Linked DNA regions of Homo sapiens: region 2 is linked to region 1. A link is an interaction called in ENCODE POLR2A ChIA-PET data of the cell type or tissue named here. Cell type or tissue: PC-9. All regions are shown on one strand. Links, peaks and the distances in the headings refer to the core of each region. The heading gives the core; the rest is flanking DNA.

Region 1 (2,911 bases), core at 294-2,793:
TTTTTTTTTTTAGACGGATTCTCGCTCTGTCACCCAGGCTGGAGTGCAGTGGTGTGATCTCGGCTCACTGCAACCTCTGCCTCCTGGGTTCAAGCTATTCCCCTTCCTCAGCCTCCTGAGTAGCTGGGATTACAGCTGCCCACCACCATGCCCAGCTAATTTTTGTATTTTTAGTAGAGACGGGGTTTCACCATGCTAGTCAGGCTGGGCTCTAACTCCTGACCTCATGATCCGCCCCACCTCGGCCTCCCAAAGTGCTGGGATTACAGGCATGAGCCACTGCACCCAGCCCCTTTTCGGGCTTCTTACTCTTTTTCACCTTGCCTCAGGCCCTGAGTAGTTCCAGCTACTTTCACTTCTTCTTTACCACCTTCCCTATTCAGTCCATCCACTTGTGAGAGTTGTGGAGGGCAGCAGGGGAAGCATCAGTTGTCCTACAAAACCTGACTGCACTACAGGGCAACAGTCTCTTTAGCCACTCTCCTCCATGTTGCCCTGAAGATTAACACTCTGGGCATTTTTCTTCTTTTAAATAAAAAATAAAGGGATGGGTGGGGGAAAAGGGAGAAAATTTCTGCAATACTCACTTAAGAGCATTTAGAAAATACTGAAAAAAAAAATCACTTATAGGCCGGGCTCGGTGGCCCACGCCTGTAATCCCAGCACTTTGGGAGGCCGAGGCAGGCGGATCACCTGAGGTCAGGGGTTCGAGATCAGCCTGACCAACATGGAGAAACCCCCGTCTCTACTAAAAATACCCAATTAGCTGGGCATGGTGGCGCATGCCTGTAATCCCAGCTACTCGGGAGGCTGAGACAGGAGAATTGCTTGAACCTGGGAGGCGGAGGTTGCAGTGAGCCAAGATTGCATCATTGCACTCCAGCCTGGGCAACAGGAGCGAAACTCCATCTCAAAAAAAAAAAAAAATCACTTATGTCATGCCCACATAAATCCAATCACTGCCATCATTTTGGTGTGTTTCCTAGACGTAGATTATTTTGTTTTGTTCCTTTTATAGTTGTAATCATGCTGGTGAAACTGAACAAATTATAAAAACAAGAAGGCAGCTTAAGGGAGGCAGTTTATGTGTGGTACAGAAAAAGCAACAGGAAAATGTACCCATCGTAGGCAAGGGCATGGAAAACAGGCACTTCTTACAGTGTTGGTGGAAATGTACATTGGCAGAGCCTTTCTGGAGGAGAATTTTACAGTATCTATCAAAATCTTATAGATGCATGACTTTGACTCCAGAATTCTACTTAGAATTATCCTACAGTGTCCAACCGCACAAATTTAGGTGAATGCATCAGTTGTTTTTTAAAGAAGGAAAAACTAGGCCGGGCGCAGTGGCTCACGCCTGTAATCCCAGCACTTTGGGAGTCTGAGGCGGGCAGACTCACTTGAGGTCAGGAGTTCGACACCAGCCTGGCCAACATGGTGAAACCCTGTCTCTACTAAAAATATAAAAATTAGCCAGGCATGGTGGTGGGCGCCTGTAATCCCAGCTACTTGGGAGGCTGAGGCAGGAGACTGGCGTGAATCTGGGAGGCGGAGCTTGCAGTGAGCCGAGATGGCGCCACCGCACTCCAGCCTGGGCGACAGAGCGAGACTCTGTCTCAAAAAAAAAAAGGCCGGGCGCGGTGGCTCATGCCTGTAATCCCAGCACTTTGGGAGGCCAATGCAGGCGGATCACAAGGTCAGAAGATCGAGACCATCCTGGCTAACATGGTGAAACCCCGTCTCTACTAAAAATACAAAAAAAAAAAAAAAAAAAAATTATCCAGGTGTGGTGGCAGGTGCCTGTAGTCCCAGCTACTCAGGAGGCTGAAGCAGGAAAATGGCGTGAACCCGGGAGGCAGAGCTTGCAGTGAGCCGAGACCACGCCACTGCACTACAGCCTGGGTGACAGAGCGAGACTCCATCTCAAAAAAAAGAAAAAGAAAAAAACAGAGGACAACATAAATAAATATTTATTTATTTATTTATTTTGAGACGGAGTCTCGCTCTGTCGCCCAGGCTGGAGTGCAGTGGCATGATCTCAGCTCACTGCAGCCTCTGCCTCCTGAGTTCAAGTGATTCTCCTGCCTTAGCCTCCCGAGTAGTTGGGACTACAGGCACGTGCCACCACACCTGGCTAATTTTTATATTTTTAGTACAGACAGGGTTTCACCATGTTGGCTAGGCTGGTCTCCATCTCCTGACCTCATGATCTACCCGCCTCAGCCTCCCAAAGTGCTGGGATTACAGGTGTGAGCCACCACACCTGCCTTATTTATTTATTTATTTATTTACTTATTTATTTTGAGATGGAATCTTGCTCTGTCGCCTAGGCTGGAATGGCACGATCTCGGCTCACTGCAGCCTCCATCTCCCAGGTTCAAGCAATTCTCCCGCCTCAGCCTCCCAAGTAGCTGGGATTACAGGCACCTGCCATCACGCCTGGCTAATTTTTGTATTTTTAGTAGAGATGGGGTTTCCCCATGTTGGCCTGGCTGGTCTTGAACTCCTGATCTCAGGTGATCCGCCTGCCTTCACCTCCCAAAGTGCTGGGATTAGAGGCGTGAGCCACCGCACCTGGCCTAAAATTTTTTTTTTTGTAGAGACTGGGTCTCGCTCGCTTTGTTACCTGGGTTGGTCTTAAATTCCTGGGCTCAAGTGCTCCTCCCGTCTTGGCCTCCCAAAGTGTTGGGATAATAGGAATGATCCACCTTACCCTGCCTTAAATATTTATAAGTTAAATAAATTACAGTAAGTCTACAAAATGGAATAGCATGCTGATATGGAAGGTGCTCCACAGTGTATTATTAAGAGAAGGATAAGCGGGCCGGGCGCGCTGGCTCACACCTGTAATCCCAGCACTTTGGGAGGCCGAGGTGGGTGGATCACCTGAGGTCGGGAGTTCAAGACCAGC
Region 2 (2,911 bases), core at 274-2,773, 230 kb after region 1:
GTGGTGGTACACACCTGTAATCCCAGCTACTTGGGAGGCTGAGGCAGGAGAATCGCTTGAGTCTGAGAGGTGGATGAGCTGAGATTGTGCCACTGCACTCCAGCCTGGGCCACAGAGTGAGACTCTGTCTCAAAATAAATAAATAAATAAATAAATAAATAAAAATTAGCAGGGTGTAATGGCAGGCGTCTGTAATCCCAGCTACTCGGGAGGCTGAGGCAGGAGAATCGCTTGAACCCAGGAGGCAGAGGTTGCAGTGAGCCGAGATTGCGCCACTGCACTCCAGCTTGGGTGACAGAACAAGACTCCATCTCAAAAAAAAAAAACAAAAAAACACAAACAAACACAAATAAAACGTAGAAAGTGATAAAGCAAGCATGTTTTACAGGAATCCAGAGAATACTGTCAACCAAACACTGTGTGGGAGCTTCAGTGGTTTCATGTCTCCTTTGATTCTCTTTAGAGCCTCCCATTATTTCTGAGCTGGGGATGGTGTGTCTCTTCCTCATGCCACAGGTGTGAATAGTTGGGGGACAGGCATTGTTATGGTCTTACATGTAAATAGATGGCTCCGATATACCATTATTTTGGGGGGAGTGAGCACGGTGTGTTCCAGATTTCCTCTTCCTATCAATGCAGGTAGCAGTCTCAGCCTGTTTCATAAATTCCTCTCAAGATCGCTGCCCATCTCTCCGTTCAGCCATTGGAGAGATCGCTGCCCGTCTCTCCGTTCAGCTTTGGCCTGGGGACTGAGGCCAAAACTCTGGAATGGGCCAAGAATTAGACGGCTGGGATCAACAAACTAGCAAGGAACCCCATGGCCGAGCTTGGGAGTCCACCTGTGTGAAAATCACTTTTAAAAGCTAATCTAAACAACTCTGGGTGTTCCGGAGCTAGTTTCTGACTTGTTGGGGTTATTTGGTGTTATCACCAACTTTGAGAATTACATAGGACAAAGGGGGTCTCCTTCATAAACATGCCTCCACACCAGGGGATTGCCCTTAGCAAAACTGAAAGCAGTGATTCTCAACTGGAGTGAGACATTGGAATCAACTGGATTGGAATAGCCGCAGCCCCGTGCTCAAAGATTCTGATTCTGGGATGGGGTCTGGGCATCAGAATCCTTTAAGGGTCTTGAAGGTTGGACCCCTGGATCAGCGTCGACAGGAGGCGTGGGAGTTCATCATTGACTTCCTGTGCCCCGTTTAGTAATTAGACCAAAATGGCTGCAATGGTTAAGAACAGATTTGACACTTCTCAGGAATGTCTGAGCAAGCAGGGAGGCAGCAGATGCTTCCCCAGGAAATGAATTCATGGTGTGGGGAGGGGTGTGTGTTTTGCAATCAGTTTGGCAACAAGATCAGAGCTCTGAGGCACATCGAAACAGTGGGCAGGTGTTCCATTTCACTCTTCTGGCAGGTTCTAAGAATTTGCTTGCTTCTTCAAACTGAATTAAGCCCTGAGCGGACAGACCTGCAAAAACATTCAAAGTTGACCATCTGATTTCATATATGAGCTTAAAGAAGAAAAAGAACCAAACCAGCTTTTGTTTTGAAATGGACTCGCTAGGGCGGGGGTGGAGTTGGGGGATAATATTAAAGTACCTAACGTTTTTAGCATGTTCTGTTTATTTTTGAGACAGGGTCTTGCTCTGTTGCCCAGGCTGGAGTATAGTGGTGTGATCATGGCTCACTGCAGTCTCGACATCCTGGGCTCAAGGAATTCTCCCACTTCCGCCTCTCAAGTAGCTGGGACCACAGGGGCACACCACCTCCCACTCCCAGCTAATTTCTGTAATTTTTGTAGAGATGGGGTTTCACCATGTTGCCCAGGCTGGTCCTGAACTCCTGGGCTCAAGTGATCCTCCCGCCTCTGCCTCCCAAAGTGTTGGAATTACAGGTGTATTCTAAATCTACATCATAAAAGTGCTTTTACATTTATTATTTCATTGGCTCCTACCATGAGCTCTACAAGACAGGGAGGATTGCCATTCTACAGATGAAGAAACTGAGACTCAGCCTGAAGGCCAGTCGATTCTACTATATACTTATTCCAAAGCCATGGCAAACCTGGGTGATTTCTCCAACTACCCCGGCACTGGTGCAGTTGTATGCCTCAGCCTACAACCTGTCTCTCCCCCAAAGCTGGGCTTTCAGAAACACTTTCTTTTTTTTTTTTTTGAGACAGAGTTCTGCTGTTGTTGCCCAAACTGGAGTGCAATGGCGCGATCTCGGCTCACTGCAACCTCTGCCTCCCGGGGTCAAGCGATTCTCCTGCCTCAGCCTCCCAAGTAGCTGGGATTACAGGCATGCGCCACACGTCCAGCTAATTTTTTGTATTTTTAGTAGAAACAGTGTTTCACCAAGTTAGCCAGGCTGGTCTCGAACTCCTGACCTCACGTGATCTGCCCACCTCGGCCTCCCAAAGTGTTGGGACTACAGGCGTGAGCCACTGTGCCCGGCCCAGAAACACTTGCTTTTTGCTCCACCTCTACTTACAGATTAGGTAGATAATGTTTTCCTAATGATTTCATTGATTTTGGTTGCCACTGATACATAGCTCAAAACAGATCCTCCAGTGAAAAAATTTCAGCAAGTTGTGAGAGTCCCCCTCCTTTTCTACTTTATTTGCAGGGTCCAGTAACAATGTTTGTTACCTGCACCTCCTGAGTGAGGTTAGCAGGCTGATTTTGGCCTTGCCTGTCCTTGACTCTCAGGGGAAGAAGGGAGGGAATAAATCTTCCCAGACACTAGTTTCCCTCTCTGGTAAATTGTAAAGGAAACAGCTTTTGGGTTCCTTTAGGGCCAGGATGGAGCCTCCTTCACTGCTGTATCCCCAGAGCGTGGCATAGTGCCTGGCACAAAGTAGGCACCAGATAAATCTTTGCTAAATATTTTGTATTAAACATCCA

What was found. ChIA-PET counts read pairs that join two places held together with the same protein. Peaks named below come from ENCODE experiments on the same cell type or tissue, not always from the same donor. Only the 100,000 strongest peaks of a DNase experiment are listed, where the experiment ranks them.
Region 2: POLR2A ChIA-PET joins it to region 1 with 10 read pairs; 5 of 35 experiments call an interaction of 5 or more read pairs at or near these places.

The regions. Positions count from the first base shown.
Region 1 is chr1:23,723,541-23,726,451 of GRCh38, forward strand. No RefSeq gene overlaps it. Among named protein-coding and RNA genes, the nearest start is that of ELOA, 18 kb to the right of the region's middle. RefSeq lists an enhancer at 455-514. In PC-9, for the core only: no CTCF peak of the experiment used is centred there; no DNase peak of the experiment used is centred there.
Region 2 is chr1:23,954,044-23,956,954 of GRCh38, forward strand. It overlaps LOC124903877 (a long non-coding RNA gene), which reads right to left. Exons shown (of 4, transcript XR_007065541.1): 2 at 2,473-2,475. Among named protein-coding and RNA genes, the nearest start is that of PNRC2, 4.3 kb to the right of the region's middle. In PC-9, for the core only: no CTCF peak of the experiment used is centred there; a DNase peak (open chromatin) is centred at 1,318.